Linked DNA regions of Mus musculus: all the other regions are linked to region 2. A link is a loop called in an ENCODE intact Hi-C map of the cell type or tissue named here. Cell type or tissue: left cerebral cortex. All regions are shown on one strand.

Region 1 (8,000 bases), 92 kb after region 2:
TTCTTGCTGGAGCGTGGGGAGGAGGTAATTTACTGGTGCTTTGGCCACTCATCAGTGACTACATCACTGAAGAAAATGACACCCTCCTCCCCCATCAACCATTAGCTGTGGATAGTCCCTCAGGGAAGGGTCTGGCCTCTTGGACCCTTCTCCCATCCATGATTAAATATAGACAGGCCCAATCTTGTGCAGGTTTTATGTGGATTGTTACAGCTTCGGTGAGCTCGTGATTGCAACAGCTATGTCAAGCACAGAAGACTTTTTTTTTTTTTTTTCCTGCACATCTCCCACACTGTGGCTCTCAAGTTCTTTCTGCCCCTCCTTTCCCAAGTGTCCCCACTCCCACCCCCACCCCCAGACTTAGAGTGACTGATAGAAATAGCTGTCCCATTTGGGGTTGTGAAAGCCACCATCACTCCTCACTCAGGCTAGTGACAGGTTTGAGCAATAGTGGTTGCAGGCTGCAGTGCGCAGCTTCTCCGACAGCATTACCTTGCTTGCTCTCTCCATTCAGATGGTGCTCTCTCCATTCAGATGGTGCTCTCTCCATTCAGATGGTGCTCTCTCCATTCAGATGGTGCTCTCTCTATTTAAAATGGAATGTTTTTATGTTTCTCAGGACACAACTGAACCAGAATGCACATATTTATAATCATTCTGTTTTAAATTGATGATTTGAATGTGATGCATAATGTGAGTGGATTGTTAACCCTTAAAGATGACAAATACACGTTTAGTAGTGCCATGATCAAACCCAGGATCTTGTGCACTCACGGTGGATTTACATGTGCTCCCAACCCCAACATATACTCTTTATTGTTTTGTTCCATATGTTTGTTTGGAGAATAAAGTTGTGCTACATCCCTAAGATGGCCTCAAACCGCTAATCCTCCGGCCTTTTAAAACATTTTCTTTCTGACCTAGGGTCTTTACCATCTCCCCCCCTCCCCCCAATGCTGCTCACTGTGTAGGCCAGGCTGGCTGCAGACAACGCACTTGTGCATTACCACATCTGGCACCCCAACCTCTTTAAAAATATTTCATTGTGTGTGTGAAGACCAGAGAACAGTTTTCAGTAGTTCCTTCTCTCTACCCACCATGTGTGGGTTCTGGAGATGGGACTCCAGTTGCCAGACTTGGTGGCAAGTGTCTTTACTCACTGAACCATCTTGAGGGTCCCTCATCCTCTTGTGTGTTGGGATTACAGGTAAGTGTTGCTATACTGGCTCCTACGATATATTCTTTAAAGTGCTAAAATGTCAGGCTATTGTATAAAAGTTTATAAATTGGTATGATAAAGAACAAGATAATAGATTTTGGGGGGTATACTAAACCCCCAAGTCGATGAAGGTCTAAATTGCTATATGATTCAGCAGTGAACTCCAGATCACCTGTACAGCCTTTCCCCATGAGGTGTTAGCCTAACATTAGCTAAAATGACCAGAAAGTGATTTCTGGATAGAGATGAACATTGTTTTTATTAAAGGGAAGACAATCTGAGAGAATATATACTTAGGATCCTGTTCCACCAAGACTAGGGAGGAGATGGGATGCAAGAAACCTGTTGACTAAGGTCATTTGGATGAGTTTTTGCTGTGTGCACACCTCAATAATGGATTGAAAAGGAAATGGGAAATTACAACTTTTTGATCTTCTCTTGTTGATAATGAACTCGCCTATCACTCATTACCAGTAGACAGAAATCCGATCTGAATGGGCTGCAGTCTGGTGCAGAATGGCATTGCTTCTAATACTGTTGGCTAGGATGACATTGGAAGAAAAATTATGTGTGTCCCATAAGACAGGGATAGTTTATTTTCTTAACATGTAAAACACCCTCCCAGACTTTGCACATTATATATACATTAGTGTATATAAGAAGAAATAGAAGTAAAAGTGGTTAAGATGTTCCAAAAAAGCTTTCTCAAATTCAGACCTTAATTTTTGTGACTCATGTTTTGAGTCAGCTGTTGATTGCTGTGATTTTTTTCCGTGCAGTTCATCTTCTGTGACATGAAAATGCTGGTGATAGGCAAGATGACTCAGCTTGCCATGTAAACCTGACAACCCGAGTTCAAACCCTGGGACCTGTGATGAAGAGATGTGGCTCTTTCAGTCTCTGACCTCTACTTGGTCTTTTTGCTGTAGGAGCTCCGTGCCTGGCATACCTACACATGCATACTGACTCTCCGTATAATATTTAAATTATAGATATAAGTTAAAATGTTTTAAACTGCTAGTAATGCACAAGATCTTAGTCATTCAAGCAGCTAGCCCAACCTCTCCCTCGAATTTTGGCGCTGGCACCTTCTTGATCTAAGTAGGAGTCAGTGACTTCAGGTGATCTCCAAGCCATCTTGTCTCTCTTCAGTGTTTCTGATTAAAGTTGAAAAGGGATTATAAGTGGGCTGCTTGACTCAGTTAAAAAAAAAAGAAAAAGAAAAAAGAGATATTCAAGGTGGACTTTTTCCTTTTTGTTTTAGTACTGGATTAGCTTTATAGTGTGTGTGTGTGTGTGTGTGTGTGTGTGTGTGTGTGTGTTGAGTTAAAGTCTTGCTGGGTAGCTCAGGCTGGCCTCACATGTGAGATCCCCATGCCTTCTGGGTGCTGGGGATTGCAGGAACATGGCACCTTGCCCAGTGGGGCTTGTCGTTTCACTGTTCAGCCACAGGTCCCCCAAAGCACTGAGAACTAATGTTCTTGCTGAGCAACTGGGTACTGGCATCAAGGCAATAGATTTTAGCCCATCTTGTCACCCTCATCTCGGAAGTGCTGGGGAAACTGATTTTGGTTTTAGAAAAATCCTCCTTTCAAAAAAAAAAAAAAAGTCATCCCTTTCCCCAGGAAATCTTTTCCACATTTATTGTGTGTGTGTGTGTTCCTGTGCGCTTGAGCTGTCTTGAGCTAGAAGCTTGCAAGTTGTTTTCAAGTTTGAATGGCGAGATGTCTAATACTTCCCTTCCTTGTAGGGTTGCGGGTTTCATTAAACAATGCATTTTTACTCGTTTGAAGCAAGAACAGTTTTAAACAGCTGCACACATCTTTTGTATGTGGTAGCAATACTGCCATCTGGCCAACAAAATCAAGAGGCCCCAAGTTTTTAAGATGCATTCTGATTTTGGAGATGTTGAAGTGGGAAGATTAAAAAAAAAATGTGTGCTTTAGCTGAAATACAGTTATGTCAGGAGAAAAGGGTTAATTCGTGACTGGGTTTCGTCGATAATTCCAAGGCTGACAAGTGTAAAACATTTCTCTTAAAGACGTTTGTATTTTTGGTGTTTTACAAGAAATCTAGAGACTGGGAATATATACATCAGGGTTTGGCTGGAATGTGTTGTGTGTTGAGTGGCTGGGATGAGTCTCCAGAAAGGCCGTGCCAACAGCACCACGAATACTTTTACATAAAGCATGGCTCCCTAGCCTTGAGCGGTACTTGTACTTTAAGCACTTAGGAGGGCAAAGCAAGAGAATTAAGAGTTTGAGACCAACCTGAGCTACTTAGTGAACACCCTGTCTGCAAAAGAAAAGGATGTGTGTGTGTGAAGGAAATATAGCTTTCAGAGGCTGTTCTTATTTTAGGTAACGATTATTTTCTTCATCACAGACTCTTAGTACATATTCAGTAGTAACTGATTTAGCTTTGTGTCTCCCCATAGCACTTGGTTTTTGCTCACTACTGCTTTTGTAGAAGATAGGGCAGTGAATGTACTTGAGGGCAAACAGATATTTGTTAATTTTCGTAACCCTTTCTTGTGCTTATTAGAAGTCTGAATACCTTGTCTCTTTAAAGGAACCCGGGTCTCCCCTTTTGTTAAAGGGGGCTCATTGGACTCATTTTACAGTTACCCTTCAGCAGTGAAACGCAGAACGCGATAGCAACCTTAAAACAGTGTCTAGCCCTGAGTAAACGGGTCTTTGAAAAGCAGCTTTTGGTTGAGGCACCTCACTGCAGACTCTGGGCAACCAAGCTCTTCATTAACCCCTTGAACGCCATTCTCCTTGCCCGAATTCACATGTTGCTTCGCGAGCCATTTTTCATCTGGTCACTTGGGACTTAACTTCTCCAAAAGCTGAAGCTTGGCTCTGGGTCCCGGTCCCAAGCCCCAAACCCCAAGCTCTGATTCGGGCGGGGGGCGCGTGGGGCGGCGCCTGCAGGAAGTGTGCGCTTTAAGAGCGGGAGGAAGGGGCTCGCAGCGGCGGGGGCTGGCGCGGGGGCCGGGGGCGGCGCCGGGCCGTGCGTCAGAAGGGGCCCAGTGTTCGCACCTTCGCTGACGTCAGAGCTGCAGTGGGGCTGCGGTGCCTTGGCCAGCCCGTGCCAGCCCGAGCCCAGTCGCGACTCGGAGCCCGCGTCGAGCGACACGCGCTCCGCTCCGCTCCGCTCCTCCGTTCCGGGCGGGCGTGGCCCGGGGCCCGGCGGCTTCGGGACGTTTCGGGGGTCCTCGCGGCGCGGCGGAACCCAAGCGGCGGGCAGCGCGCCCAGGCCGGCCGCGGCCCGCAGCGGCCCGGAAGGAGAGCAGGAGGCATCCACGGAGGTGAGTGCCGTGGCGGGGCGGGCCGTGGCGGTGTGCGGGCCGGGAAACCCGCTTCCTGCCCGGGGGCGGCGTGGACGGCTCGTCCGGACTCCCGCGCTCGCCGCGACGGACTCGGGCGGCCTCACGGCGCGCAGCCCCGGGGCGGCTGCGGGGCACGGCGGAGGGAGGAGGTGAGCCCTGGTGGCGGCAGGGACGCGGGAGAGGCCAGGGCGGGCAGCGGGCGGCGGGCGGCGGGCGGACCGGGCCGCGCGAGGCATTCGGCGCCACCTGTCCACACACCCCCTTCGCCGCGTTGCCTGCGCGCTCGGTCCCCGGCCTTCCCCGCCGCGGAGTTTTGCTGGGGACCGTCGATGCTGGGTCGTGTGAGTGTGTGCGTGTTACCGATCGCTTTGCTGCCGTCGTGCAACAGTTGTGTAGAGCTGGTCAGAGACGCCATCGTCGTCTTTACTTGCTCCCAAGAAGGCCCTTTCCAGGTTCTACGGTTTTCTGACGACAGTTATGGGTAGCTCGGGAAAGAAAAAGAAAAGATGCAGGTCGCAAGGCACTAAAAACGGTTTTCGTCCCCAAATGATACTGTTTTTTTTAAATACGTGTATTTGTTTTTGCTGCAGTTATATGCTTCGAGGGGCGGCGAGGGGCATGGAGAAAGCCCGTAGCAAATCTCATCCACTAGAGAGAGTCCATTAACAATTTCAGATTATCAGCCCCTTCTTTTTGAGAATGTATACGTTCATGTACTTGCTTCATGTGCGTGTTTTACATAAGTGTGGGTGTTTATTTTTCGTTCTTTTCACTTAATACATCGAGGACTTTTTCTGTATGGTCTGAAACCAAAGCGTTACATGCTAGCTAGAAACTCGTTGAAAATTTGATTACGTATCACTGCAGTAGCCAGCCCATTGGCTGGAAGAAAGCTGAAATCAGGGTAGCAACCGGTTTCTATAACATATTGTTTACTCTTCCTAATAATTTGGGGCACTGTTTTTCATACCTGTTGGTCAATTGAGAGACTGATGTAGTTATTCATGACTAACATTAAAAAATGAATTAAGATAACAAAAAATGCCAGAATGTATACAGCTAGGGTATTGTTTTGTGAAACCTTTAAAAACTGCGTGTGCGTGTGTGTGCATGTGTGTGTGTACGCGCGCACTCTCGAGCATTGGGTTGTAATATAAAAATGTTATTGCTTCCTATGGTCTCATGCTAAATAACCTTAAAGTCACCAAAGTACTTTCAACACTCAAAAGGTATAAATGATGGAATTAAACTAAATGTTAATTTTATCCTTTTTTGTTTTCAGAGTAGTGATAATTGTATAGTGTACCAAATTTGGTTGCTAATTATTTGCTTTCACCTAATATTAAAACATTTTTTTTCTAAAAATTATTCTATTAAATTCTATTTTTCTATTAAAAAATGTCTAGATGTTAAGGAACTGAAGCACCATTTGCTCAGTTTCACCAGCCACCCTGTTTTTGGTGTGAGACCTGGAACAATATCCTTCCTTATTCTAAACCTCGGGTTGCCTCCTATCTTTTGATAAGATAATGCATTTGAAGCTGCTGACAGCATGCCTGGCTCAGATTAAGTGCTCACGGTTAGCTATTATTATTTTATTAGGACCCAATGGAAGTGTCCAGGATGCTTGTCGCCATCGGGAAACCAGCATAGCATGGATAACCCAAAAGGAAAAAAAAGCAAAGGTGAAAATTAGTTGCTAGTGTTATATGAAGGAACTGACACTGAATTAAAATGGTCTTTTTAAACATGGCTGGGCCATTGTTATGATTATAATTGCTTCTCATATTTCCTACTGGTAGACAGGTAATTTAGATTTCAGGGTTTTGTTTGTTGTAGTTTAACTTTTTAATGCATTTTTTTTTTTAATTTTTGAGACAGGGTCTCAATATTCAGTCCAGGCAGCCTGTGAATTCATGAGCCTCTTGTGTCAGTTTTCCAAATGCAGGGATTGTAGGTGTGCACCACCTCAACCAGCTTCGAGAGTTTTATGTAAAATCATATCCTTCTATTGACTTTTCTTACTTATTTTTTTTTAATTAAGTTGATGTCTTTTGTCAGGCAGTTGAGAAATATTTCCTATGAGGATTCCGAATTTTGCTAGCTTTCATTAGAATGACATAGTCAGTTGAAAGACAATATAATTCCAAACCATTCAACAATATTATTGGTTTATCTCTTGCACAGATGTGCAAGAAAAATTTTTTAGGGGTTGGGGATTTAGCTCAGTGGTAGAGCATTTGCCTAGCGCACAAGGCGCTGGGTTCTGTCCTTAGTGCCTGGGGGTGGGGTGAGGGGGGAAGCAGAAGCATTCCAGGTAATTCATATATCTCTATTCACCGCCCTAGATTGGCTTGTACATTTTTAGATGTTACAAAAACCAGTGAAATGAGGAGTGTGAACATTGTCATTAACAAATAGTATCAGAATTTTTATAGAAAATAAATGGAGTGTTTTGGACAAAAAAAGGCTTCTCTTTGAAAAGGTATAACTGGGTATGACGTCTGCAAGAGATTGGGAAAATGGAAAACAATCACAATTCTGCTCTTGGATTTGAAAATGGACTTAGGCTCTTGTCCTGTTCTACAGCAGTGAACGGGAGACTTTCTGAGAGTGCATCATACAATCTGGGGAAAAAATAATGTCTTGAATACAGGTTAATTTGTCCAAAGAAAGAAAGAAAAAATGAAAGAAAGAAAGAAAGAGACAAAACCTCTCCAAACATCCAAGCAAAAACAAAACAAAACAAAAAAAAACCTAACCTAATTTTCAATTGATATATATTATACATTTTAAATTAAAATATTAAGATTATATATGCAAGTATTTTTTAAATTATTGGCTACCAACTACTGGCTCTTATTTTGTTGGATAAAGAGAGATTTTGTCTTGCACAAATAAACTGAAACACTAAACAGCCTTTAAATATTCCATTTTGAAATTATATGTAATGGTGTGGAAAGGTGCTTATCACGTATGTTTAAACAAAAGCAGAGGGTGATTGCATAGAATGTCCAATATCATTCCCTTTCTGAGCTGTGTGACAAATGGTAAGAAAGAATTGTAGTTTATATTCTTTACTTACGTGTTTTTACAATTGTGTAACGAAATATTGTTTGTATTAAAATGGTCATTAAAGTGAAAACTAATGTGAATTGTTCTTTTATATTTTTTTTAAAAAAATCACTAATATACCTCTTGTAAAGAAATTCCTACTCTGTCTAAATTCTTTTTTTGGTTGGCTTTTGAATATTGTGATGTCAAACCCCAACCTACTTTTTCTGTTTTGCTGCCCCTTAAATTCTCAAATCAAGCCTTTGATTCAGCAGAAGTTACTAATTTACTATATTCAAATGTACTTATTTAGTACCTTTTATTTTTTTTATACCTCTTTAGTTTTCTACTTGGACTATGTTTTCCTAACATTATTGTAAGAAATTCTACTCA
Region 2 (8,000 bases):
GTCTGACCTATGGGATGCAGACCTGCCAAAAAAGAAAACACCACTCGAAGCGCTTCAACTTGCCCACTTCAACGCGTCCTCACCTTTCCTCCGGAGCCCACCGAGTAGTTCCGCGGACCTGTCCGGGTCTCCCTGACCCCTCAAAACCCTGGCCGCTAAGTCAATATGGCGGCCACGGCAACCTCTGTCAGCCCGACCTGGAGGACGGAAAGCCAGGAGGGACTAGAAACACAGATTCGACTGTTTTTCCCCGTCTTCGGACCTGTTCGGCAATTTCCGAGAGCGAGCCCGGGAGGAAGCGGAGAAGACGACTTGGACCTGCAGTTCCGCCGGAAGTAGCCGAGGCCTTGCGTCCGAGCGCTTTCGTTCAACTCCGGCTCCTCAGAGGGCGTTTCCCTTCGTTTCGGAGTCCTTGGAGCGAAGGCATTTTAAAATGCCTCCTTTATTAATTTTCTTCCAAAGACAAGGGAAGGCCGGCGGACGACCTGTGGGCCCTTTAGTTACCAAGTCGCAGTGGTACGCGGAGGACCGAGACTAGGAACGGACCTTGACCTTTAACCTCTAGCCGGGGCGGCGGAGGGAAACGCCTCCGTCTCTATATAAGGAGTTTTCCGGACGCTCTGGGTCCTTTTTTTCCCTCAGCGCTGGCCGCGGCCTCCCGGCGCTCTCGTCCTCCGCTTTTGCACAGCTCCCCGTTCCAGCCTTCGCCATGGGATTCGGAGACCTGAAAACCCCTGCCGGCCTCCAGGTGCTCAACGATTACCTGGCGGACAAGAGCTACATTGAGGGGTGAGCAGGAGCCGAGAGGCTGGGGGGCCGGGGCCACGTGGCGCGGGCTCGGCGGGAAGGAAGCGGGTCTCCGGATGCTGGGGGACGCCGAGTCAGTGCTCCCGGGGCCGGGATGCCAATGGAGCGGGACCTCCCGGGAGGGGCTGCCAGCATTATAATTGAGATGATGCTTGCTCTCCGTGTGCCCACGTCCAGCTGGTTCTTCCGCGTCTTTGGACAAGTTAGTTTGTTAGTTGAAACCTGTGGCAAGTCTGGTGGGATGAGTTCTCCTGGGTGGCAGATAGTTCTTGGGCTTGCCTAGATTCAAACATGTTCTGTGTCCTTTCAATGAGAAGCAACTTAGGCTAGCCCTGTAATTGTTCTCACTAGTTAGCTTGACGGATATGGGCTATGTCATTTACCAGCTAGTGTTTGTGTCTTTTCTTTTAAAGGTCTGTGCACTTGTTTTTGTGTCACTGGCAGGTACGTGCCATCACAAGCAGACGTGGCAGTATTTGAAGCAGTTTCTGGTCCACCACCTGCTGACCTGTGTCATGCCCTACGTTGGTATAATCACATCAAGTCGTATGAAAAAGAAAAGGCCAGGTAAAGGTATCTTTGTGCTACCTGGATTTTCACATGCAAAGTAGGGACCGGGTTAAAGTTGGCTTTAGCATTGCTGACCTAGTGTGAGCTGAATTTCTTTGTGACCTTACAAGGCCAAGAGACTGAAGTCCTCCATTTTCTCACAGAACAGGTAGAACATGGACAACCGCAGTTCACCTTTCCCACACCTCTCTGATCATGTGCTTTGGACCTGGGGGGGCCACCGCTGGGGTGTGAGGGTAGCTCGCTCATTCGGTCCCTGGCCATTCTTCTGAAACTACCAGCAAGGGTGGAAGTTTGGGGAAGTGGATTCCAGTTCACTAAGAATGGAAGTGAGCATACTTAATGAAATCTCAAACAGATGTTCATTCTGAAAGAGTAAGCCGTAGTGAGTACTGAATACAATGTCTCCCATGGGTGAAGAGTAAAGTTATTTGCCTGGGATTGTGCTAAAGGTTAAATAACCAGAAGAGAGTGGGAGTTCCTGGGAAAGGAAGATTGTGTGTTTTGCCTAGAAAGGGCTTTGACACTGACCTAATGTGGCAGAATGTTTGTTTTCAAGCCTGCCGGGAGTGAAGAAATCTTTGGGCAAGTATGGCCCTAGCAGTGTAGAAGACACCACAGGAAGTGGAGCTGCAGATGCTAAGGATGATGACGACATTGATCTCTTTGGATCTGATGATGAGGAGGTATGACTTCATCTTTATCCAAGCATATTGAGAAGCCTGAGGACAGATGCCATAGCCACTCCCTGGATGGATCCTGGCGTGGCTTTATTGTCTGCCTTTTAAAATTTATCACTGGGTACATGATGAATAAAATCAAATCACCTTCTTTCGGCTGAGCTCCTGATGGATTTGCTTTTTCTGATAAATCTGGTGGGTTTTGTGATGACCTTGTCACTACATTTAAGCAGAAGATAACCAACTTTGTGAAACATCTTTTCTCTGTACAGGAAAGTGAGGAAGCAAAGAAGCTACGAGAAGAACGCCTTGCACAGTATGAGTCCAAGAAAGCTAAAAGTGGGTAATCTTCATTGTTAGTAGTGTTGATTTCAGGAGCTTGTCCAGTGCTTGCCCTAAAGTGGATTTTCCCCAGTTAAATTGAATGGGTCAATATTTTAAAACTTCCACAGCTACTGGTCTACAGCTGTCTTTATGGTAGCAGTTGTAGCATTCCTCTGTGGGAAAGAAACTGTTACACAATTTAATGCCTCTTTCTTAGCCACACAGGAGGAGGATTATGTGTGACAGACACAAGGCAAATTGTGTGTGTGTTTGACAAAAAGATGGTCTGTTTTAAAACAAATTTGAGATTTGACTTAATGGTGAAAGTGTTGAGTGTTTAGGTGCACTTCTTAATCTTCCTTAGAGCCTGCAGTTGTTGCGAAGTCTTCCATCCTACTAGACGTGAAGCCTTGGGATGATGAGACGGACATGACAAAACTAGAGGAGTGTGTCCGAAGCATTCAAGCAGATGGCCTGGTGTGGGGCTCCTGTAAGTGTGATGCTTGTGTTTTAGGGATTTGTGCGTTTTCCCGTAAGGATTTCCTAACATTTACCCCTTGATGTTCTTTTTTAGCTAAATTGGTTCCAGTGGGATATGGAATTAAAAAGCTTCAAATACAGTGTGTAGTTGAAGATGATAAGGTTGGAACGGATATGCTGGAAGAGCAAATTACTGCTTTTGAGGACTACGTACAGTCCATGGATGTGGCTGCTTTTAACAAGATTTAAATCATTCTTAAGTCAGTGCACTTAAATAAAAGCTTGAAAGATAACCCTTGGCTCTTCATTTTGCTGTGAAATGGTATGTCTTCATTTTGAAGGAAAGGATTCAGTGTAACTCATTAGTGGCGAAAACTTGAACTGGAAAGAGAAATAGCTCAGCATTTTTAAACCACTCAGCTTGATGACCAGACCAACCTGAAGTTGTCTTTTAGCCAACACTGTGTGTACCATAGATATAATTAAAAGGAAGATAAAGAACTGATGTGTTATTAAAGATTTAGCAATTAGAGTATACTTTTGTGATTAGTGAAATAATTCTTTTGCTGTTAGCAGTACATGATACTATTGATAAACTGTCACTAGATGCCTTCGATGTCTTTCTGAAAAACTGAATCTTGGGCTGCTGAGATGACTCTATGATAGCCACTGAGGTTGCTTACTGTTTGGTTCACTCCATAGAGTAAGAGCGAAACTCTAGAAGGTGCTCTGATGGCCACGAGCACAACACCTGTACATAAGAGTTTTTGGAAGTGTCCTGAAAGGAACATTGTAGGCTCATAAGGTGGTCAAGTGTGGGTTTTCAGAACTCAACCTAGAGATGGAGGGAAGTGCTGGGGGAGGCAGTATGCGCAAAGCTATTCCTTGGAGACACTTGTGGGAGGTTATGCTGCTCTAGAAGTACGTTATGAAATGTATCACAGGGCTGGAGAGATGGTTAAGAACACCAACTGCTCTTCTGAAGGTTGTGAGTTCAAATCCCAGCAACCGCATGGTGGCTCACAACCATCTGTAATGGGATCTGACACCCTTTTCTGATGCTTCCGAAGACAGCTACAGTGTACTTAGATATAATAATAAATAAATCTTTTTTAAAAAAATACATCACAGCAGTTTCAGCTTTGTGTTAAATTTTTGATATCTAAACATTTACTATAATTTTTACTGTTTGGGCATTTTTTTTTAAATAAATTTTATTTTATGTATATCAGTACACCGTAGCTGTCTTCAGACACACCAGAAGAGGGCATCGGATCCCATTACAGATGGTTGTGAGCCACCATGTGGTTGCTGGGATTTGAACTCAGGACCTCTGGAAGAGCAGTCGGTGCTCTTAGCCACTGAGCCATCTCTCCAGCCCTGCTTGGGCATTTTTTTTAAAGCTTTGTGTATGTGTGTGAGCCAGGTGGTGGTGTATACTTTTAATTTCAGCGCTCAGGAGGCAGAAGCATGCAGACCTCTTAGTTCCAGGCCAACCTGGACTACACAGAGTCCAGGGCAGTCATGTATACAAAGAAGCCTTGTCTTAAAAACAAAGCTTTCTGAATTTTATAGATAGGAATCTAGAAGATTAACTAGCCCAGTTCCTTCAGACAGTACTCTTGCTCTCGGTCAGGTTTTAGGTTGACTACCTTCAGTGAGGGAAGCTTTACATTGTAAATATGTATTATAATCGGATACATAGACTCAATAAAGCATGTACTAAGGAGAATGTATGTACAGCAGACCCAGGCTAAAACAGTGGGTGTTTTTTTCTAGGTAAGTTAGGATCATGAAGGCCAGCAGAGGGCAGTGTTAGGAGCATGAGGGCTATGGCAGAACCCTGAGAGCCCGCTGAACTTGTCAGAAGCATGAGAGCAGAGAAAGGGCCCTGTCAGGACCATGAGAGCCAGCAGAGGGCAGCACTTGGTATTCTAAGGCTCCATAGTGCGTGGGGATTCTGGAGAACACTGACAAAGGTACATTTTATTCATCTTTACTGGTGTTCCTGTAAACAAAAGAACAGGAGATAGAATTATGCTGGCAATTCATGCTCTCTGAATAGCATCTATACCATCTGGAAATACGTTTATTAGTAATCTACAGACTTGTATTTAGCCAGAATTTTCTGTAACCATGATGTTCTAGAGGACTAAAAGCGAACACAAAATGGTAGGCATGTTTCATAAAGGGGCAAGAGGTCTGGCCCCTCCCTTTGGTTCTGAACCAGCCTAGTTTTGCTTTGGCCAGTTCAATATAGTGGAAGCAATGCTGTGTGACATAACCTGTCAGAGGATTGTGGATGTGACTCAGTGGCAGACCTCATGCTGCCTGCAGTTTGGAAGTCTGGTGACCCTGGCCATGGCCATGGAACAATTATGAGAGGAAGGACAATAAGATCTAATGAGTAGCTAGTCCAAGGATTCCAAGCTAGGGCCATTTGCATCATTATCTACTTGAAGTTCCAAGCTTAGGAAGCAGGATCAAGTCACCCCATCTCATTTATATTCCAGAAACTCAGAAATGATCTATACTAACAGTAAATTGACATTTTAAGTAACTTATTTAATAAACAGTTAACAGGAATGGAAGCTTTAAATCCATAACCAACTAATACTTTATAAATTATTAAAAGTTTGAATGTATATGTACTTAATACTGTTAAAATACGTGTAAATTCAATTTGTTTATGGAGGCAGCCTAGGCTACATAGATCTTACCCCAAATAAAAGGTTTTGGGGGTTTTTTTGTTTGTTTTTTAAGATTTATTTATTATATGTAAGTACACTGTAGCTGTCTTCAGACACCCCAGAAGAGGGCATCAGATCTCATAATGGATGGTTGTGAGCCATCATGTGGTTGCGGGGGATCCGAACTCACCACCTTCAGAAGAGCAGTCAGCGCTCTTAACTGCTGAGCCATCTCTCCAGCCCCCTTTGGGTTTTTTTGTAATTGAAAAGGTGATGGTGAAGGAGCTGGAGAGCTGGCCCAGCTTAGCCAAAGTGCATTCAAGGAAGACCTGAGCTCAGCTCCTGGAACACACAGTAGAAACAGCCTGGCATGGTGCCCTGCACTGGCAGTATCAGTGTTGAGATGGAGCCAGGCTAGGCTAGGCTCTGGCGCTCGCTGGCTAGCTATTTTAGCCTCATTGGTGAGCTCTAGGTAAGTGAAAAACCCCAGTCTCAAATAAATAAATAAACAAACAAATAAAAGGTGGGTGTCTCCATGAGAAACACATGATTTAGTTACAGCTTACACCTCCAAACACATGAACATGCACGCGTACACAAAATGACGCAAAAGCAAACAAAGAACCCAGCCTGATACTTTTTCAATAGAGATAATTAATATAATGTGGTATACACTATAAAAATGACTTAATTTGATACATACATTGCAGTACATTAACAGACGCAGGCTAAAATAGTGGAAGAAACTTTTAGGCTGTCAGTATCAGAACGGCCACCAGAGGGCAGCCAGAAAGATACATGATTTAAATTGCAGGGAAGAAATCCTCCCTTTTATAGCCAAGCAAAAATATAACTGAACAAAAACATGATCAGTGTGGATCAGAATGCAACCTAATCTGAAAGGATTTGTTATGAGGCTCACATGAAAACTTTGCACTGATTTTCTGGGAACACAATACTCACTGGGCAGTTTCTAGGAGAGACAGGCTCTTGGTTTCAGCACTCCTGAGTTGTTCACTGACTGTACCAGAGCAGCTGGCTTCCCACAGCGAACGCTTTAGTACCTCAGCAACAGAGGCCCTGAAGCGGGCTTGGAACGTCTTGCTTATTAGGACGTAAAGGATGGGATTCAAGCAGCTATTGAGGAAGGCTAAGCCAGTTGAGAGGGGGATTCCACCCTGCAGCACATTCTGGAAAGAGCTGTTGTGATGAATGCTGAGCTCCCAGATGCTAAACAGGTGATAAGGGGTCCAGCAAACCAAGAAGGCAATGACCACAGACAGGATCATCCAGAGATGCTTTCTAGATATCAGGATGTTCCGCTTTTTCATCTTGAAGATGAGGCACAAGTAGCAGGAGCTCATGGTTAGCAAAGGGAAGAGGTAGCCAAAGAGGAACTTCACCCAGGTCAGAACATGGTGTCTCATCAAGGTGAGTTCATGCTCCTGGAAATTATTATAACAAATGATGTGGTTGTTGACCTCCATGGTGTCCCGGAAGTATAAGGTAGGACCTCCAAGCAGAGAAGCCAACAGCCAGACAAGTATAACAACAACCAGTGAGCTCTTTAGAGTCCGGTGCCGATGAGACAAGCCAGGATGGAGCAAGTGGATGTAGCGGTCCAGGCTGATCACTGTCAAGAAGAAAACACTGGAAAACATGTTCAGTTGGGCAATGAAGGAATTAACCTTGCAGAGCCACAGGCCAAAGGGCCAGTGGAAACTCAAGGCCACGTAGGAAATGTACAGGGGCAGGAAGAGAACAAAGATGAAGTCTGCGATGGCCAGATTGAGGAACCAAAGAGTGGTGACTGTCTTCTTCCACTTGAATCCCATGAGCCAAATGACGATGGCATTTCCTGGGATGCCCAGAACAAATGCTAGGGCATATAAGAACAGGGAGATCCAGTGAACGAGTCCCAGGTACACCTTCTCCTCCGGGTCAGACTCCTGGGAGTAATAATCTAAGGCATAGGAATAGTTGTCCAACTCCTCAAATAACATTTCCTTTGAGACTTCCATGATGATCTTGTAGGTGAAGAGTAAGGAAATCTATAAAAGCAAATTTTAAAGGAAAAAGAAAAGCTTAAGAATTAGGTTTGGTGAATAGAAAGAACATAAATCCAAAGATACTCCATTTTATGACGATTTTAGAAGGGCTTGCATTTATACTACAGATGTCCAAGTCCTAGGTTCACCGACTACACTCACTCACTCAAAGCTTTTGAGAGTTCATTTGTGATTAAGTAATTAAGTGAAAAATGATCTACTCTACAGGTCAAGTCCTCTGTCCTTAACACTTATAGTCCATTATGGTGCATTAAAGGAATCTTGGGGCTGGTGAGATGGCTCAGTGGGTAAGAGCACCCGACTGCTCTTCCGAAGGTCCGGAGTTCAAATCCCAGCAACCACATGGTGGCTCACAACCATCTGTAACAAGATCTGACGCC
Region 3 (8,000 bases), 270 kb after region 2:
CAGCATCAGCATCTGCAAGAGCATCAGCATCCGCACCCGAAACCCCGTTCGGGCGCGCTCCCGGAGGGTGGGGTGCAGTACCGCGCTGCGCGTCCCCGAGTCTCGCGCCCGCGCCGCGCGTGCCCGTGCCGCTCGCTCCTGCGCGCGCCTCCTCAGCATCCTTAGGCCCGGCAGCAACCCCCGCAGTCACTGGTGCGGCCGCGCCCGCCACTGGGAGGGTGCAGCCACTGGAGGAGGCTCCAAGTTGGTGGAGCGGCGGGGACCCCTCTCTGCGGGCCGCTCCCGGAAAGGCGGAAAGAGCAGAGGACGGCGCGCCGCCGTCCCCGAGACCCCAGCCCCTGACCCCTGCCCGCGGCCGCAGCATGCGCGCCCAGCCGGCGTGACCGGCTCCGCCCGCAGCCGCCCCGCAGCCCAGCCCGGCTCTCTCGCGGGTCACTCGGACCGGCGCCCGGGAGCGATGAGCCATGAAGCCGCCCGGCAGCATCTCCCGGCGGCCGACCCTGACGGGTTGCAGCCTTCCCGGCGCCTCCTGCGGCCCCGGCCGCTGCCCCGCCGGCCCGGTGCCGGCCCGCGCGCCGCCCTGCCGCCTGCTCCTCGTCCTTCTCCTGCTACCTGCGCTCGCCACCTCATCCCGGCCCCGTGCCCGGGGGGCCGCTGCGCCCAGCGGTGGGTATGGCCGGTGCCCTTTGCGTTGCCTTCCCCGCGGGGCCCTGGGGAGGAGAGAGAAGGGCACGCAGGTGCGTGTAACCCGGACGAGTGGGTCCCCAGCCTGGCCTTCGAGCGCCTCCCTGTCCACCTCTCCACCCTTGTCCGTCCCAAGCCCAGGTTCATGCTGGTTCACTTTTGGAAGTCCGTTTCTGTTGCATTCACTAAAGACCCATTCCAGTGACTGTGGGTTCCACCCAGAGGTATTTGGTGGCTCCTGAGTCCTTTAGCGCTCTCTATGTAACTTCCAGTGACAGGAAGATGCAGTGAGCTAGCAAGTTGCTTTTTGCCTTGGGGAACCTTCATATGAATGCGGAGGGGTGGGGGGCATGCAATAATAGTGACAAATGCTTGATCCCTCAAATTCCCCACCAGGTTTAGTCCCTACTGTTGGAATTAAGGTGAGAGAGGCATAATTTGGGGACCAGAGAATGAAAGTCTCCAAGACACTCTTTGCGCATGACCTTTGGCTGTGTTTTCCCAAAATGCTTGTCATAATGAGCAATCAGAATAATACAATGTTGAGCACACTGGTGATTGGAAGTCACTGAAAGCAGAAAGCTGGCCTTGGCAGTAAAAAAGAAAGAATTTGGAAAGTTGCCAGCAACTATAGCCCTTTATGGCAAAACAGTTTTTTTTCTCATCTCAAAGTTAGAAAGAAATAGAAATCATTCATATATGTATGTATATATGTGTGTGTGTATATACATATATATATACACACACACACATATATATATTTCTACATTCACACACACATAATACACATAAACACACACACACACACACACACACACACACACACACACAAATATATTTGAAAGTATCACTTTACATTCAGTGTCCATGAATTCAGGACCCAAGTTTTGTCTGGAGTGTTCTTGGCTCTCAGATGAGGTGATGTTAAGATGGGTACAGTTGAGCTGCTGCATCCTCTGAGGAGGGATGGGACAAGGGTCAGGACCCTTGAGCATGTTAGTTGCTGACTTTTCCCTAAGCGCATTCTGCTTTCTGACCCCTTACAGTTCAGATGTTCGGCTCTAAGAGTGGATAGAAAAGATATACCTGAGTACAGGACATGGTTGTGTAACCTATCCAGGCCAAACCACTGTTACAGTAACTTGTCTTTTGGTGTCTCCACTTTCTAACTTTTTAGCAATAGAAAACTTTGTTAATGTAATTAATGGAAAGATGTATTTTAGAGTTTATATATTTACTGGATGTATCTGTGTGTATTTGTGTATATTTGTGCTTCCCTCCCCCCCAACCCCCCCAGCTCCGCACTGGAATGAAACTGCAGAAAAAACCCTGGGAGTCCTGGCAGATGAAGACAACACATTGCAACAAAATAGCAGCAGCAGAAATACCAGCTACAGCAGTGCAGTGCAAAAAGAAATCACACTGCCTTCAAGACTGGTGTATTACATCAACCAGGACTCAGAAAGCCCCTATCATGTTCTTGACACAAAGGCCAGACACCAACAGAAACACAATAAGGTAGGCAGGAGGCTGAATATGTCCAACTTGCTGCCACAAGGAGTTCTCTTTTCATTTGATTTTCTGCCAGAATCTGATTTCACGAATTTTAGCGCAGCATTTTATTAAGTAAGCAATTAATACGATGGTAGAAGAGAAACTAGAGGGAATTAACTTGGGATCGACCGGGACAGGGTTTACTGTTTGTCTCTTTGACTGAAATGGAAACTGAACATTTTCAGACGTCCTGTGACAAACTGGGTCCCCGTGTCTCTCAGGTACCTTGGCACTAAGCAATAGAGTGAACTTGTTTGCAGTTCTGACTTGTTTCTGGGAGCATTTATGTAAAGGTGCAGGAAGCTACCTCCCAGGAGATATAAGTCCTGGCAGTCTGTCCACAGAAGGCAGTGTGGCTGTCCTTTCCCCAGCAGACTTTCCATGCAGAACTTGCACTTGAGTTCACTTTATTTCTTGAATTGGGCATGGCGGGGGGAAGCATTACTATGATGTCTTGTCAGGAAACAATTCAGCATTTCAAGAGACTGTGAAGAACAGAAAACAACGACTTATATAAGATATAGACCAGTTTTGATTGACATCACCCTTGAGGGCCCTCTGCATGGATGGTGAGCATTGGCTTTCCTTTTAGGTTGGTCGTGAAAGTGGCCCGGAGCCTGAGAAAGATACCCAAACAAAGACGAAAGTATCTAATGGTCCAAGAGTTTAAAGAATCCCCTGTCCTGGGTCTTATTGTTTGATCCAATGATATTTTGGATCTGAAGCAAGTCTACACAGTGCGGTAGTGGAAACTTTGCTCTGCATTGGGCACAGAAAACAGGCTGTTCTGTTTGTGGGCGTGATTTCACGGCACATGTCTGACTTTATGATAATAAGGTCACACATTGCCTTCTGAACTGTCCCTGTTTAGCCGGCACGAGCAGGAGCTGGTTAAACGTGTAGAACTTAGGCAGTGCGTCCGTGGTTTGCATCAGCATGTGATTGGTAGGACTGCCATGCCTCTCCCCATTTATGGGGAGACAGGGATAAAAGGCCTTTGTGGGACTCTTCTTACGGTTTAAAGCAGCTATTAGGTTTGAGCAGTTAATTGCTACTATTTTTAAAACAAGTGAAGTCCCTGAGAAAAAGTGTCCTTTATACTGAATAACTTTGTTAACCTGGTTAGCCACCTTTGTGTGATTTTGAAGGGGGTGTTGCCCACCATGGCTGAGACTGTGAGCTTCTCCCCTAGCAGGCCTTTCGCTTAGAAGGTTTCTGTAACTTAGTGGAGTAACTAATACTTCATGTCTTAAGGATAGAAGGAATAGATGTTGTCTTTAGGAAGAGATGCCCAAGGCCCCCTTGATAACATGCAGTGAGGACCAGCTAGCTTCCCTTATAAGTGATCCCTATGCTAAGTCGGGGATAGATTGCATTACTTGTTTATAGTTCTTAAACTCTAGGGCCTTTGTACAGGGTACTGGAGGAAGCCCATAGCTACCTCAAAGCCTGCTTTAAAGAAGGTCTAAAGCCTCCACAGCTGAGATCTGAAAGAGATTTCAGTGAAACTTCTTTTTAACGTGGGCGTTGGATGTTATGACTAATGTTGGTCCTATGGTCTAGCCTTAGATGGCTGCTTTGTTTATGGGTGCCATTTACTGCATATGTCTGACTTTATGATAATCAGGTCTGTTGACCTTTCACCTGTCACTTATGTAGATGAATGGGTTTCTCCTGTGGAGTACTGGCTTGCTGTTGGACTGACTGAATTTCTTGACTCTCCTCACCCTGGTAGCCTGACTTCTTTTCTACTTTTGAAAAGAACGTTTAGACAGACATGATATTTGACAGTCTTTTTCTTTTCTTATTAACTTAATTCGATAAACATCTGTTTATTTCTCATATGCAAAGCTGTATGGTAAAGGTTCACAGATAAGAGATGATGGGGTTCTCAAGGGTGAAAAAGCCACATTTATTCTCCAGGAGACACCGAGATGACATAAGCAAGATTCTGAGGCCTGGGTTAGATTTATAGTACAAATCTGATTTGGTTGCACCCTGACTTTTCCTTTTGTGATCTCTGAGTTCCTTTTCCCCCTAGGTCTTTAAGCTTCTGTGGACTGGTCAGTAGGACGTGTTTCGTGTTTTCCACTGGATCTTAGGATGACTTGCTGAATAGCAGACACACTTGCCAGCTCAGCTGCTTTCTAAAAGTCACAACGAGAAAGTACAGAATTCCCCTCATCCTTGCTTCTAAAAAAAAAGAACTTGATTTTAATATCCATGTACTTGGGACCTGTCCTTGCTCGGGCTCTGCTGCAGGCAAGCACATTTTAATGAATGCCTTAGAAATGCTGAATCACTGTGGTTCTCCCATGGATCCCTGTGATTGGGTGCAGATTTGGACTGGGACATTTCCAAATCTAGGTTGCAAGGCCACGCTCCACATTTATGTCTGAAGAAGTTTTGTAATCTTGTGTGTGGATGGGTCCTTCATACTTAACAGCCACGAAAGTTGAAATGCTTATTAACTCTTTCATAAAGGGATAGTCTGAAAGCTGGATGTGTGGTGGACCTGTGTATATGGTATTGGCTCTGAAAGCTTTAGCATTTCTATGTCAAAGAATGCTTAGGAATTTTGCAGGTTAGTTTTTGTTTGTTTGTTTGTTTTTTCCTTTTTGATCTGTCGTTTTGACACGCAAACTAGGAGCATTTGGGCAGAGGAAATCTCAGTTGAGAAAATGCCCTAATCAGATGGCCTGCAAGCAAATCTTGGGGACACTCTTTTGATTAACAATTGATGTGGGAGGTCCCCCTTCCTCAGGTCAGTGATCCCCTGGGCTGATGGTCCTGGAGTATATGAGAAAGCAAGCAGAGCAAACCATGGAACAAGAGTCAGTGAGTAGCACTTCTCCGTGGTCTCTACCTCAGTTCCTGTCTCTACTTCAGTTCCTGCCTTGAACCCCTACTCTGACTTCTTTCAGTGATAGGTCATGACCTGGCATGTGTGAGCCAAAGCATCCCTTCATTCTCCATGTTGCTTTGGTCATGGTGTTTTATCACAGCAATTGAAAGTGAATGAGAACGGGAATCATTTCAATGTCTGCATAGAGTGATGTTGAAGAAATAGTTAAAGCCCACATGGCTCCATTTTTGAGAGAAGGGAACAATTATAACTGTACCTGGATATGAGGCATAAAACCAAGCCAGTCTGAGAGTGGGCAGGGGATGAATAGATACCTTAGGTTTTCTTTCTACTTTTCGTACTTCTCCAAATTAAGATTTTTTTGATAGGCAATCTTATCTGATCGTTTATTATAGCAATCTCCTTACTACCTAAGATGTCAGTTTAGTATTACATAGCAGTAGTATCAGGGCATGGTAATGAAGAATTTTAATTTTGTGGGTACTGGAAAATATATATTTGGTATCATCCCATTTTCTGTCACACAGACTCTTGAAATCATCAGAGTGATGAGAGACTGCTCTTTCATGGGGTAATGTGACAATGCCTGGTGACTGGGGCCTTCTAAGATGTTTTTTATGATGGGAGTCTAGTCACTAGAAAGATGAAGGTGTGATTGAAGGGTTGGGACTTTCATCCTCAGCCATCTGGAAAGGACCTTAAGATATAGTTGATCATCAATGTCTAGGGGCGTGATCAACCACACTTATAAAATGAAGGTTCTCCAAAGCTTCTGACCCAAAGGGACCAGATTCTGGGTGTGGCACCTGCGGAGGCCCAGAGCTCATACCTTTCTTTCATATCTTGCCTTGTGTATTTCTTCCACCTGGCTGTTTAACCTGTCACTTTTATAATGTCTTTTTTGGCAACTAGTAAATGTTTTCCCTGAATTCAGTGAGCTTCTCTTAGCAAGTCAGTCAACTCTGAGGGAGTGTTGAGAGGCCTGATTTATAGCCTGCTCGCTCAGGTCCTAGCTTGGAGCTTGTGATTGGCATCTGAAGTCTTGTGGGAGTCAACCTCCAACCTGTGAGATCTAACACTATCTTCATTCAGATGGATAGTGTCTGAACAAAACTGAATTAGAGGACCTGGCTTGTTCATTGCGGAGAATCCTCAGATTGCTTGGCGTGTGGGAAAGAAGACCGGGGCAACTCATGCCAACAGTGTTGTGTTGAGTGTTGAGTGAGAATGAGGATGGAAGAAGAGCTTTGCATTTTCCTATGCCTGCTTGTTATCAAGACTTGCCAGTCTTTATGAGTCTATGCGACGTTATATGATTATTACACATAACAATATATCATCAATACAGTATACAAATCTAACGGACAGTAAACATGAACAGCAGGAGAAACTGACTCATTCATTCTTCATTCATTCACTCCCCTTTAAGATGATGCTGGGAAGTCTTTTCCTGAGAATGTTGATCAAAATTTACTTGTCTTTTATGTGGTCTCTCGTCTGATAGGGAGGGAGTGGGAGAGGGACACGAGGCATAGTTTAGGGTCGGGGAGGGTGACCCACATATCATTGGAGTCACCTAAACAAATTACCTCTTGTCACAACTGACTTTTAGGTAAACAGGCTACTCCCTACTCCCCACAATTCCAGGTTAAAGAGAGAAACGGGGGAGTTTAGTAAAGTCAGTTCCCTTTTTATTTTGGTGTTGGGAGTTGAATCCAGACACTCGTGTGTGCTGAACATATGTCTACCACAGAGGGTCATGTCAGCTGTAAGCGAATTTGGACTGTAGTGATTATGCATTTGAGTTTACTTCAGGGCAAGGCTGGTCCCACAGTTCTTGATTTTCTAGAAGCCAGAAGCTCCGTTTTCCTTAGTATGGGACAACAGAAAGAGCAGTAAGGCATAAGGAAGTCCCAAGGAGTTCTCCTGCAAGATGTTCTTATATAGTTTTAGAAGTACGGAGTATATGTTTTTATGATCCTTATTTATTAAAAGGAAGTTTCACTATTGTGGGACATGGAACACCCATATATAAGAAAATATATAGAGAAAGAATTGAGTGATTGCCGTACATCTCCTGTTATAATCACACTGAAATTAAAAACAAATAGCCTACAGATTCTTCTAGATTTTTTTTTTGTACTTGACTAGATCATCAGGAGTGGTAATTGTAGTCTTGAGTTTTGCCATTGTGGGAGTCGCTAAACCTATGCTTATACTATTTAAACTTGCAAAAACACCTCTATAGTGGCCCCCCTGCTTCATTTGCAAATTTTCTTTTAGGCATTTCAGTCTTGTGAGTAAGGAGAAGGACGCAGACAGTGCATTAGGTATGTGAGAGACCGGAAATGGGAGTGTGGCTAGTAAGAACAAAAGCCCTTCACAATTCCTTAGAAATCTAGTGACCAAGGTTTATTTTACATGCAGCAGTTGAGATTTATCATTGGTGTCTTCAAACAGGACTAATAGCTAGAGAGCTGCAGACAGAGCCAGGGTTTGAATCCACCTCTTTCCTGGGCAGAGCTCTTGGTGGACAGAGATAGTGAGTGTCAGAAGTGAGAGGCTGTATAGACAGGAGAGACAGATGCAGGGGTTTGATTTATTCCATGTCATGGGGTGAGTCATAGGAGGGGGCTCAGGAAATGAGCATGGTGTCCAACACCAATCCTGTGGCTCACAGAGCGCTTACCTTCCAAAGGGGGTGGGGGGAGGGGCACAGACAAGCCTACTAACAACACCAGCCTGTTAATTAGAAGTGTTGACAAGTGCTTGGAGAAGATAAAATAACAGAACATGGGAGAGAATGGTGGTTTCCTTTGAAGGGCAGAGTGGGCCTAGATGCTGGGTGTGACAGGTCCACCGAGTGTTAAGAAGAAGCTCCTATGTAGAGGAGGTG

What was found. A loop is a pair of places that touch in the nucleus more often than their neighbours do. Peaks named below come from ENCODE experiments on the same cell type or tissue, not always from the same donor. Only the 100,000 strongest peaks of a DNase experiment are listed, where the experiment ranks them.
Region 1: a loop joins it to region 2, with 4 times the contacts of the local background. A loop is called at or near these places in 5 of 42 quality-filtered maps.
Region 3: it touches region 2 in a loop (2.2-fold over the local background); 4 of 42 quality-filtered maps call a loop at or near these places.

What each region holds. Positions count from the first base shown.
Region 1 is chr1:63,268,941-63,276,940 of GRCm38, forward strand. It overlaps Zdbf2 (zinc finger, DBF-type containing 2), which reads left to right and starts at 4,329. Exons shown (of 7, transcript NM_028673.1): 1 at 4,329-4,532; 2 at 6,156-6,238. It overlaps Gm11608 (a long non-coding RNA gene), which reads right to left and starts at 4,316. Exons shown (of 3, transcript XR_865482.2): 1 at 4,264-4,316; 2 at 493-586. In left cerebral cortex, no CTCF peak of the experiment used is centred here; DNase peaks (open chromatin) are centred at 3,581, 3,911, 4,218, 4,965 and 1 more place; H3K4me3 peaks cover 1,728 bases.
Region 2 is chr1:63,176,503-63,184,502 of GRCm38, forward strand. Ndufs1 (NADH:ubiquinone oxidoreductase core subunit S1) reads right to left here and starts at 320. Exons shown (of 19, transcript NM_145518.2): 1 at 84-320. Eef1b2 (eukaryotic translation elongation factor 1 beta 2) reads left to right here and starts at 329. Exons shown (of 6, transcript NM_018796.3): 1 at 329-789; 2 at 1,252-1,374; 3 at 1,937-2,063; 4 at 2,330-2,396; 5 at 2,746-2,871; 6 at 2,956-3,984. The coding sequence starts at 710. The coding sequence ends at 3,110. It overlaps Gpr1 (G protein-coupled receptor 1), which reads right to left. Exons shown (of 3, transcript NM_146250.2): 3 at 6,069-7,602. The coding sequence starts at 7,572. The coding sequence ends at 6,511. It overlaps Gm26457 (a small nucleolar RNA gene), which reads left to right and starts at 2,175; the gene lies at 2,175-2,252. It also overlaps Snora41. In left cerebral cortex, CTCF peaks have their summits at 214, 4,746 (motif pointing right) and 6,325 (motif pointing right); DNase peaks (open chromatin) are centred at 255, 544, 4,745, 5,918 and 1 more place; H3K4me3 peaks cover 1,489 bases; H3K27ac peaks cover 1,076 bases.
Region 3 is chr1:63,445,747-63,453,746 of GRCm38, forward strand. It overlaps Adam23 (a disintegrin and metallopeptidase domain 23), which reads left to right and starts at 145. Exons shown (of 26, transcript NM_011780.3): 1 at 145-666; 2 at 1,982-2,202. The coding sequence starts at 465. In left cerebral cortex, no CTCF peak of the experiment used is centred here; DNase peaks (open chromatin) are centred at 95, 795 and 4,490; H3K4me3 peaks cover 1,378 bases; H3K27ac peaks cover 1,292 bases.